Regions from separate parts of the Mus musculus genome. Here region 1 is linked to region 2. Evidence: chromatin contacts called from ENCODE Hi-C data. All regions are on one chromosome and are shown on one strand. Each heading gives the region's core, a stretch centred on a gene start or an enhancer-like site at or near the end of the contact. The rest is flanking DNA. Distances are from core to core; before and after follow the strand shown.

Evidence for each region. Hi-C counts contacts between places; a loop is a spot of excess contacts on that map.
Region 1: a map of regulatory T cell shows a loop between it and region 2 (20-fold over the local background). The contact joins the enhancer-like site here to the promoter of Krtap26-1 in region 2. A Hi-C loop is called at or near these places in 3 of 37 maps with a recorded cell type or tissue (T-helper 17 cell and regulatory T cell).

The regions. Positions count from the first base shown.
Region 1 is chr16:91,534,109-91,540,351 of GRCm38, forward strand. It overlaps the pseudogene Gm7860. Among named protein-coding and RNA genes, the nearest start is that of Mir6367, 9.7 kb to the left of the region's middle. Within about 2 kb of position 4,088, at least 1 of the 3 ENCODE cell types and tissues checked has a DNase peak (open chromatin) inside an H3K27ac peak, as active enhancers do.
Region 2 is chr16:88,645,015-88,650,866 of GRCm38, forward strand. Krtap26-1 (keratin associated protein 26-1) reads right to left here and starts at 2,782. Exons shown (of 1, transcript NM_027105.3): 1 at 1,810-2,782. The coding sequence starts at 2,717. The coding sequence ends at 2,070.

The DNA of each region.
Region 1 (6,243 bases), core at 2,838-5,337, 2.9 Mb after region 2:
CGAGGAGGTTGTACACATTACAGGCTGACTGCAGGTTTGCCCTGGGATGAGTGGAGTGTGGGTTAGCACACAGATGTGACACTTATCCCTTCTAGGCGTCCATGAGTTCTAACTAAGCAAACCTCACCAGAACCTCTCCTGGCAGAGCCAGTGGCCCACACTGTGTTCTGGGGAATACTCTGGGCCACCCCAAACTATGACCCCCACCTTCCTTTGCATCTGGTTTTTCCCTAGCTTAATGGATCTGCTTCTGGAGGGCAGGCCTTCTCCAGAGGGGTTCCTGGGTTCCAATCTGGTCACCTTCATCAATTGTCCAGGAAGCAGGCTACTTCGGGCCAGGGGTGTGTGTGTGTGTGTGTGTGTGTGTGTGTGTGTGAATTGTTCTAGAATCTAGTACTCTAGATAATAAGGAAACTCACCTCTCCTATCCAAAAAAGGATTCCAGATCTGCCCCGTCTTCAGAGTATAGATAGCCTCTGCAGTGGGTGCTGAGCGGCTGGGAGTTTGTTCGCAGGGCCACCCCCCCCCAACCTGGGCCGGGCCCTCAGTCTCCCAAAGTTCAGACGTGTGGGCGGTTGTCGGTGTGGTGTGCGAGCACCCCGTGACTGACAGGCGATAAGGCAGGATCCTTGTAAATGACACTGCAAACCAGACCAAGTTCCTTCCGAAAGCCCTTTCTGGATCTGAGATGTTCTTCAGGACGCCTCTCTTTGACCTGAGCGCACCACCAGATTTTTGGCTACCTACTTAACCTCCTCCTAGTTTAGGAGTCGTCTGTTCAGCTCCCTCCCTCTGCCTCCTGGCCAGGGCTCTAGGCAGTCCTTGCCAGGGCTCCCAGGCCGTTCTTTCCATGCAGGATTGTGGAGTTGATCCTTAATTACTCTGACAAGCACCTCCTCTAGTGCCTCATGTCACCCCCTACAGGGGCCCCTCCCTTCCAGGAGACAGGACTCTCCTGGGCCCTGTGACTCACACACCACACACCTCTGCAGTGTCACTACAAGTCCAAAGGAAACTAGCCAGTGCCATTAACTGGCAGTGACGCCACCTGCTCTCGAGCCTCCATCCACTCAATTCCAACCCAGCCCATGTGGTATCCGTACATCCGTGTGGACGGGCATACATGCATGGTATGTAAAACCAATAAAGTCTTAGGGCTATCTCAAAGAGCAAAGTGGACAGCATTCCTGGAATTCAACACCCAAACTGACCTCTGACCTCGACATGCACATGCAATCACATGCATTTGCACCCACAGGAGCACATATACGTGAGGTGGGACCGTAACGGCTCAGGATAAATGAGGGAGGAGTTGAGGCGAGCTTCAACCCTAGATACCTTATGAGGACAGCAGGCGTTGGCCATCAACTCTAGTAAGAATTTACTACCCTCCCGGTTATCAAGCTTCACGCCTTGTTTGACCTTATACGGTTGTTTTCCCTGCATCCCCTAACCCCTGAATATCACATGAAGTATCTTCCATCGCCCCTCTTCTGGTTATTGTATATGGTCGCACCAACCTTGCCTGAGAGACCCTGGCCACCTCCCCAAGGGCTTTTTCCTTCCCCCAGTAAATGGAACTAGTTCTCCAAAGCTGTTTTCCGGTTGGTTTGTGTGTTCTTTACCTGAGCACTCTCTGCCAATCAAGGCCCTGCATTGCATCCACCAACCCCAGCTAATGAAGCCTCCTCCCTCCAGAACAGCCCTGCATGATGCATGATGGGCTGGCTACTCTGAAGGGGAAAAGCAGATATGAGATGGCACACACACACACACACATGCACACGCACACGCACGCGCACACACACACACACACACACACGTAAATAAATGGCATTCTTCCTTGTCTATGGAGGGTAACTTCCAAACCCAGATTGGATACCTAAAACCGTGGATGGTACCAAGCTATGTAATATACTTTCATAGCCTATATGCAAATACTTATATGTATACAGATAAAAATACATATCTAACATACTTATATAGTATTAGGCACATTGGGACTAAGAACAATAACTATGATAAAACAGTACAATTATAACAATATATTAGACTGTTCTTTTAGAGTCATCTTTTGCTCTCAAAATGTCCTGTTGGATTGTGCCCGCTCCCCAGGTGATGTAACGTGATGCAATGTCTAAGAGGGGAGATGAGGTAAGGTGAATGATGCAGTGTGGTGATATCATAGCTAGGGTTTTACACTGCTGTGGACAGACACCATGACCAAGGCAACTCTTACAAGGATAACATTTAATTGGGGCTGGCTTACAGGTTCAGAGGTTCAGTCCAGGATCATCAAGGCGGGAGCAGGGCAGCATCCAGGCAGGCATGGGACCAGAAGAGCTAAGAGATCCACCTCAGCTAGCAGAAGACCGACTTCCAGGCAGCTAGGACAAGGGTATTGAGGCCAACACCCACAGTGACACACCTACTCCAACAAGGCTACACCTCCTAACAGTGCCACTCCCTGGGCCAAGCACATACAAACCATCACAGTTACTACCTCAGGGTTCCCTGACACAGCGCTGTATGACCCATACCGCAACAACCAATTGAGTGACCAACAAGGAAGTAGAGTACGCAGTGTGGATAAAGGGACAAAACAGATGGCTCTCACAGTGTTTATCCTACTACTCAGAACTTCGTGCAAATGGAGACATATGAATTGTTTCCATTTGAAACATATGAACATTATTTCCAACCAAAAACTCGGACATCAAATCGTGAGTAGAGGGTGTGGCTCCTCTTCATGCACACAGCCCAAACAGCCCTGTAGCATATTCCTTGGTCTAAACTGCTTTCCTACCAACTCTAAATAAGGGGGAAATGGGGCACAGCATTGGCTTTTTTATTATCATTATTACTGGGAAGCAGTGTTCAGTTGATTTCCAGAGGTGTTGGCCAAGCTAATCCAGGAGGGACTTAGGGTTGCTCTCTTCAGCTTTCCCTGGAAGCCTCCATTGTGGCCTGATCTTATACAAGACGAGTTTGTCCCCAGGCCTTATCTCTAGAGAAGCTAAAAGGATTCAATAAAGAAAGCTGCTATCCAGTAAGCCTTCTCCCTACCCAGACCTAAAGACTGGCCAGCTCTGCCCGGGTGTCGGAATCCCCACAGCCTTCTTGAAGCCAGGAGGCTGCTATCTTGCTCACAGACCTGTGAGGCTTCATCAAGAACTGCCTCAAATCCTTCTGGCTCTTATCTCTCTGGGCCAGAGGAGAACTCTAACCCTTCTATACCATTTAGATTTTCTGTTGTTTTTATTTTATTTTATTTTATTTTATTTTATTTTATTTTATTTCCTTTCAGTTCTGGAGATGGAACCCAGGGCCCACTGGGTAGATTCTCTGCCACTGAACTACACTCCCTGGACTTCCCTTTCTAGTTAAGCCAGGATGTTAGTAAGTTAACAAGGACAAAGTCAGTGCCAGTCCCAGGATGCATATCCTTACCAGGTCATGGCCTGTAGAGATGAGATAGGGAAGGTGACATAGTGGCCAGCCAAGGCTGCTATTTGGGTATGAAATGCCCACTTGGAAATGAAACACAGACCCAAAAAAGAGTGCTGAGAAAGGCCCCCTCTGCTCCAGTCAGTCTGTGCCACCCCTGCTTGGGAGGATTAAGGGTCCCAAAGATGTCCGCGATCTAACAGCCAACATGGGAATATTAGCAAGCTTCCTGTGCTGTGGCAAAACTCCTGAAATCAATCAACTTCAAGGAGAGAAAGCTCATGTTGGGTCACAGTTTCCAAAACCGAAATCTGCAGTAGCTTAGCCTTGTTTCTTTAGACCTCTGGTGACACAGAACTTATGATAGAAGGACCTGGCTGAGACAAAGAGAGAGGAATGGTGGGGTTCACTGGAGCCTTCGACAGTGCGTTCCCAATGACCTAACTTCCTCCCATTGGGCCCTATGTCTTAAATGATGGTTCCACCACATGCAGTAACACAGGCTGGGACCAACCTCTGGGACATGGGCCTTGGTGGCAGGGCACAAGTTTCCCTGTATGTGGAAGGGGAGAGGGGGTCAGAGAGTGAGAGGATGAGAGAGATCGAAAGCTAGATGGAACAAGCAAGAAGGAGAGGGAAGGAGCCAAACAACTGGAGAATCTGTGCTGCTGCTGACGTAAGAAGGGCCCACGAACAGGAAGCTAGAAAAAGCAAGGAAGTGAATCTCTCTTCCCCTGGAGCCTCCCCCAGCGCCATAGCTGTATCAACCCTTTTGCTATTTTTATCTTGAAACACTAAGTCTGTGGCATGTTAGAGCAGCAATATGCAACCCACCTTGACCTCGGGACAAAAGCCCAGGCAGGCCTCACAGAAGGCACCGCTGAGGAACATAGCTCGCCTGTCTCTGAACTGGGGGCTCCTAGGATGGATCCCTGCCATGCTGGGGGCATCCCAGATGGGAGGGACGAAGCCCCCATAGGGGTTCAAAAGTTCCCAAAGACCTGTGGAAAGTGCTCACATTCTTAGAAAAGCCTCGGGGTCATATTAAAACAGAAAGTCTTTTTACTTGAGGCCTTTTTATTTACACCCTCCGCAGTGTGGTAACCCACTCTGCCTCGAGAGATGCCAACTGGCTGCTCCCAAGGGGTTGGAGCAGGAAGCAAGTCAGACTCACTTCCCCCAGTGCGTTTTTGTTGCGGCTACATGAGCAGCTAAGGCCCCGTTCCTAGACAAGCTACATGCAATGACACCGAGGCTGAGACTGAAAAAACAAACAAACCAAAACTGTCCTTTCTCAGCAACTCTGCTCTGTGGGCCTTTTCACAGGTCAAAGCTCACGTCTTGTTCAAAACATACTCATGTGCACTTACCACAGATACACACAAGTGTAAGCACACACGCAAGTGCACACGGATGCACGCTGGAGAGGGACTCTCCTCCCACAAGTGCGAGAAGGACCGTAAACAAGATTTATTTGAGCTTCATGTAAATCCTTTCCAAACACAGAGAGGAACAGTAACCAAATAAAAATATATATTTCGAGGGAAAAGATTCCTGTTTGTTTGTTTTTGTTTGTTTGTTTGTTTTAACAGAGTTAATTCGTTTATTTTTCTCGTATAAAAACTCTTATGTTTTAGGCACAGCTGGAACCTGGGTCCTCTTAACAGAGACTCTGGTGTGGGTTTTCACAAGATGACGAGTGAATTCCTGAGAAGGAGACTTGGTGAACACAGTCTCTTTCCAGAGGTCAGCAGTCAGGTAGCTGTAAGTCTTGGAGAAGGCATCAAAGTTGGCCTTGGCAAAGTTCCCAGGGTGGCAGTGCAGCCCCTGGCTGAAGTGTAGCAGTCATCTATACCGGCCATCATCAGGAGCTTCTTGGGCACAGGAGCAGAGACAATGCCAGTGCCTCTGGGGGCAGGGATGAGACGCACCAGCACAGAGCCACAGCGGCCTGTCACCTTGCACGGAACAGTGTGGGGCTTGCCAATCTTGTTCCCCCAGTAGCCTCTCCACACAGGGACGATGGAAAGCTTGGCCAAGATGATGGCCCCTCAGATGGCAGTGGCAACCTCCTTGGAGCACTTAACGCCAAGACCAACCTGACCATTGTAGTCCCCAATAGCAACGAATGCCTTGAACCTGGTCCACTGGCCAGCCTGAGTCTGCTTCTGCACTGGCATGATTTTCGGAACCTCATCCTATAGGACTGCACCCAGGAAAAAGTCAATGATCTCAGACTCCTTAATGGGCAAGGAGAACAGGTAGATCTCCTCCAAGGCCTTGATCTTCATGTCCTAACCAGGCGGCCCAGCTTGGTGATGGGGATCCACTCCTTATCTTCAGCTTTACCTCCACGAGCCCCGCGGCCTCGACCATGGCCACAGCCTCAACCACGACTGTGGCCCCTAAGACCGCTGCCAAATCCTCCACAGAAGCCGCTGTGGCCTCCTAATCCTGGGCCCCGGGTCCTCCGGGCCCTCCCACTGCACTGGTGTCATCCGCCATTTGGTGTTTTCCCAAAGACGCAGCAGCTGTTTGTTTGTTTTTGAAGACAGCGTTTTTTTCTGTGCAGCCTTGGCTGACCCGAACTCACTCCGTAGTCCAGACTGGCTTTGAACTCAGAGATCCGCCTAATTAAAATTGTGCACCACCACCAACTGGCACTTACTACAGTTTTTAACATTCGTGGGGGAAGAGTGCAAGTGTAATTTCTCACTATCATAAAAATATCAGTCAGGTTTCCCTCTCCCTCATTTGGGGAAATCACAGAGATCAATATATCTCAGACAAAGTAGC
Region 2 (5,852 bases), core at 1,532-4,031:
ACCTGATAGAAGCCGTTCTGTTGTTCTGGAGCTCAGGCTGTAGTGCAAAGGCAGTAGTGCAAAGGCTGTAGTGCAAAGGCTTTTACATCACACACGGGACACTTTAGTTGAACACCCAACATTGCGAAATAAATAGATACTTGTTTGTTTTTGGACCATGTAGAGACTGCCATATCCAGGGATCCACCCCATAATCAGCATCCAAACGCTGACACCATTGCATACACTAGCAAGATTTTATTGAAAGGACCCAGATGTAGCTGTCTCTTGTGAGACTATGCCGGGGCCTAGCAAACACAGAAGTGGATGCTCACAGTCAGCTAATGGATGGATCACAGGGCTCCCAATGGAGGAGCTAGAGAAAGTAGCCAAGGAGCTAAAGGGATCTGCAACCCTATAGGTGGAACAACATTATGAACTAACCAGTACCCCAGAGCTCTTGACTCTAGTTGCATATGTATCAAAAGATGGCCTAGTCGGCCATCACTGGAAAGAGAGGCCCATTGGACATGCAAACTTTATATGCCCTAGTACAGGGGAACGCCAGGGCCAAAAAGGGGGATTGGGTGGGTAGGGGAGTGGGGGTGGGTGGCTATGGGGGACTTTTGGTATAGCATTGGAAATGTAAATGAGCTAAATACCTAATAAAAAATGGAAAAAAAAAAAAAAGAAAAACCCCTCATTCCCTGTCAGTTCTGGGAAGGATTGTAACTGTGAAGCAGAGGTATGCGCCTCAGCTAGGAGAAAAGGCTCCAAGTCGGCCTCTACTTTTCATTATTTACCAGGCCAAGCTTCTCTGCGTAAATATGGCAGAGAAGGTGGAAATGTTCTGTCATCTCAGAATTTAGCTGGGACTTGTAAAGGATCTATGTCCTCGGTCTGCTATCTCACAAGTGCTTTTAGTATTTTAAAAATCCTTCCATTGAATCTCCATCCCTCTGTTTTCCTCGGTTGATTTCTGATCATATCTCTGAGAATGCACATGAGAGTAATTTAGAATCCTCTTTTAATTTTTTGCATTTGAAGATGGCCATTTCCAGTATCTAAAAAAACATGAGCATTGACATACTTAAAGAGTTAAGCTTTATTTAATTAATGGGATTTAATTAAGATGCATTCCATAGTGTATGACTTCTGGCAAGCTCTGATAGTACATATCAGACTTCCTTACATCTCTGTCTCTTCTGCCCAACACACACGACTCTACAATACGTGAGTGTTCAATCGTTTCTTAGTTTGTTTACGTCTAAGGTTAATTAACGAATTTGAACTGTGTTGTGATATTTCCAGCAGATGGAGAAGGTCAAAGTGTTCTTGACAAAGGCATAAATAAAATGGTGATGATTATTTTTATAAGGATACATTTATGGAACACCATATGTCAGACAACGGTGTGGGTATACAGTACTTGCAATACTAAGTAGAAGGGGATAAATTGAGAGACGAAGCCAGGGCAGCGGCATCAAAGAAAGTACTTATGTCTTATGGGATCAGATCAAAGGGACCAACCTAGGCTTACACTAAAGCTTACTGCAGGGTTTGCAGTTAGAGAATAGTCTGGAGGATGTGTGTGCAATAGGAATCAGAGGTCAGAGATTAGAGTTGAGCTTTCCTTTTGACCATAACTTTGAGAAAGGTCATAGTTTGCTCCCCCATATTGTTCTGAAGCCATTATTCTCCTAAATAATAAGCCATTGCCCGGGTTATCAGGTAGCAAATACAATAGAACATCCCCTGGCAACCAGGTGAGGCTGCTCGTGCCTGCATTACAATGAAGTCATGAACGAAAAATCAACGCACTAGATTCTTAATTCTGAATTATCTCATTTATTATAGTGCAGATCATATCAGGTACACAGTTCCCTGCCTAAGCAACACTAGCAGCAATAGAAGCAGGAATTTTTACAACAAGGGAAAGATAAAAGCAAGTCACAGTGTGAAAGGAACAGTTTGCATTAACATAGACAGTGAGAACAAGAAAATGTAATCGCTACTCAGAAAGAAGCAAACAGCCAGAGTGTTGCAATTTTTATCCTGAGTCTTCATTGCTTTTCACTGGAACAAGGAAGCTACTGACCTCCTTGTGCAGAGCAAGAAGGACGACAAGTGCCAAACACAGGGATCGATGGTTGGCAACCACCGCAGACAGGCTGCAGAGGTCTCAGGCTGTTTGACACAATGTGAATGGTCTGAGGGCCATAGGTCACACAACCTGAAGGCCTGCATCCATAAGTGACAATGCCCAGAGGTCGGCAGCTATTGGATCCACAAGGGAGTGGGCGGTATCCACCAGATACACAGCTTACAGGACGGCAGTTGTTCATGAAAGGACTCACTGGCCGGCAACTGCTAGATACATAGCTCACAGGCCTGTAGGATGCTGGGAGGCAAGAGCCAGAGATGAAGGAAGACGCAGGAATATAGCCAGATCCTTGGCAGTGTCTGGGCACACAGTATGTCGAAGAGCAACAAGAGTTTTCAAAGCCGCTGGCTTCACGGCTGGGTGGCTGCCCACTGAGAGGTTCTGCAAAGGTCTCTGGGCAGTTGTCCATGAACCAGGTGTGATCTTGACAGCTGCTGGGGACGCAGAAGACCTCTCCACAGCCCATGTTTGTAGAGCAGAGGGCAATGGAGGAGCTGGCTGGGATGTGGCAGGTATTTCTGAGCGATCCAGAGCTGCAGTTGCCGGAGGAGGAGCAGTTGTTACGGCTAGCCATAGTGAACTTGAGAGAGTGGTAGTGGTCTAAGAGCAGCTGGGAGGGAGCACGTCAGGTGTGAGTCTGACCCTCATTCGTCTTCTCCCTTTATATATTCTCAGAGAGTGGCTGCTCTGTCTGCAGACTCATCTTCCTTGTTGTCTGAGGCTGCATCTAAACTCTCTCATACCCAGGAAGTAGCGCTCCTGCCTCCCATAAAACCGGATGATCCCTGAAATACCTTCCATCGATTGAGTATAACCATAAATCAGAGTGTCTGGGTTTTCATAGGGCCCCTGGTAAAGTTATCCAACCCAAACAGACACTTTGTAAAGTTATGGACTCAGTACAGTTCTAGTCACCAGAGCACAAATATTTTTCTTAGAATTCTTCCTTGGAATTGTCTTTGAAATTTGAAGCAAACTACTTTGAATAGTAGCAAACTACACATAACTAGCTGAGAAGTAATTCTATTCTCTTCGTAAAATGGGTATATATATATATAAAATCAAGAGGCTTGCAGGAGAAGATAAAAAAATCTTACAACTTTTATGATCAAAAGAATTTTAAAGGCCATCCTGGGAAAGACTCCTGCATGTTTTCCTTTATTTCACCATCTGAATAGAAAATGGTTTCCCATGAAAATATGTTTATTCAGAAAATGAGTGCTTGCTTCATTAAATTCTATAGATGAATAAACAGTCACTTGAGATTGTGCTTTGTCCGTGATGGTTTAGAATGTAGGTAATGAGATGTCGTTCAGTTAAAACGATAGACTCCAGGTTGAACAAGAACAAATTCATAAAGAGGGTTGGACAAAATGGCACTTATCATGAATCCAACAAACATATCTTACAATGTCATTCATATTACCACTGAAAGGCGTCATTCTGAGTAAAAAGAACAAATCCTTTTATGATGAACATGGCAGCGTTTATTTCCTACATCTGATCTCAATTTCCAAAAGGGATTCCATGCCTTGGTTGGTATAAATTCTTACATTAGAGTATATGCAAACTTTCGCTAGGTTTGAGTACTTTGAAGGCTATTTAAAAACTTGTATGTCTATGTCTTTACATATGTGGTTTAAATACATGGAAGTGGCCAGTCTCCACGATCCACTGCCGTTTTCACAGACTGGCATATCCAGTACCTCCAGTGGCTATTTTAATGGGAATTTAAATTATCTGCCAAATCTCAATTCCATTCCCTTTGGCTAGAAATTCAATTTAAATCACAGCACTTTCTTCTATTTTAATGTTCAATGGTCATGGCCACACTTATCAAGTCTCCCTCTGCCCAGGAGAGTAGAAAATATGAACTAGCGCATTGGTTTCTCTGCAGCAATGCAGGTCTCTTTTACCAGGAGGGATATGCGTGAAGATAAAGCCATATAGACTCTGAGGTCTTATGCTTATGTGCTAAATTGAGCTCAGAATAGGAGGTAGGAGCCATTACTCTTTGACAGTCTGTGCCTGGTGTCATTAAGGAGCCCATTCTGGCACCTCATCACCAGGTAATACTTTGTGTGCAGTAGCTGGAGTCTTCTTGTGCAACCTTGGACACATCTGCTGAGTGGCATTAGTAATAGGTACAGCCACATTTAGGTTAATGTTTATCGAATTTATGTGTTGACGCTCTTTATGTGTGCTTATCTTTAATATAACCAAGAGCCCAGCACCTGTGTCATGAGTCCACCACTGAGGCGTATGCATGTTCATGGGTTCGGTATGTGTTCTATGTATGGGTGTTTTTTACCTAAAGGGGAATGTTACAGAATTATAAATAATTAGAACTTAGTCAGTACTTCATGAAATATCTGGTGGCATGGTCATGCATATCTCTGATGTCAATTCATAATATAATTTTAGAATGCAAAATATTACTGTTTTAAGTATTTGTATCTGAAATACAGAACATTAGCATAATAGACATAAAGAAAAGGGTATAAACACAAATTCCTCCATATCTCCAAACATTTTTATCTAATAATCTAAAATGGAATCACAGAGAGATGAATATATATATACACACACACACACACACACACATATATATATATATATATACACATACATACATATACACACATATATATGTGTATATATATACACATACATACATATACACACATATATATGTATATATATACATACATATACATATATATATGCTGTCATCTAACAACTACATAAATCTGGGAATTAATTTATGTATCCCCTGCCACTGTCAGTATCACTTTTACCTACAAATATCCACACAAAATACCACAGGCATTCAGAAAATATAAGAGCCCTGAAGGTTATTCCTATGTCCTAACAGCTTTGTTACTACCAGAGTGTATTTGGTCCAAATATCAAGCACCTTACCTGCAGGTGCCTATGACTTACAGATAGGCAGGCTCTTATCACCCTAGATTCCAGAGAGTCCACAGTAATGAGAAATCATGGACTCCACCAAATGAACACACGTTGTAGCTTTTTATCCAGTGATCAGGGCCTTACCACTCCAGGGAAGATTGTGAATACTTCTATCTTAGATGAGCAATCCTCGCCACACTCAGCCATGAAAGTGTGACACCCCGATTATTTCACACATTTGTTAGTTTAGAAAATATTTATCAAGTATTTCAGACATATACCACAGAATAAGAGAAACAATAACAAAAGATAAAAATGGTCCTTGTCCCAGGGACCCTTCATCAGTGGACAAGACAGAGCCCTATACGTCTATAAGTCCCCCACAAGGTCTATAAGTGATGTGATGTACAGAGAAGGCAAGGAGAATCCATTATGCTTGATTAAAGTTGACACGTTGTACCAACTTTTATGGATAGAAAGACATGGCATAGGAATCTGGAAAACAAGGAAACAAGCCAGACAGTAGAAATACACATAAACACCAAAAAAAAAATTGACAACAGGATTTTTTGACTGGAAGATTCCAATCGTGTCTCTAAATTTCAACTGGCTTGCTAGATGTCTTTGTGTTAGTAGGTAATGAAGTAATGTTCTTTACTAAAGAAATAACTACCAAGTATCTGTTTTTAGAAAATGGTGATAATAGTAAAGGAAAGGGTAGACTGGAAAGTGACCTATGATGTCTTTCCATTTTCAGGCCTCTATGATCATGCATTTCATCTATTCCTAATTCTGT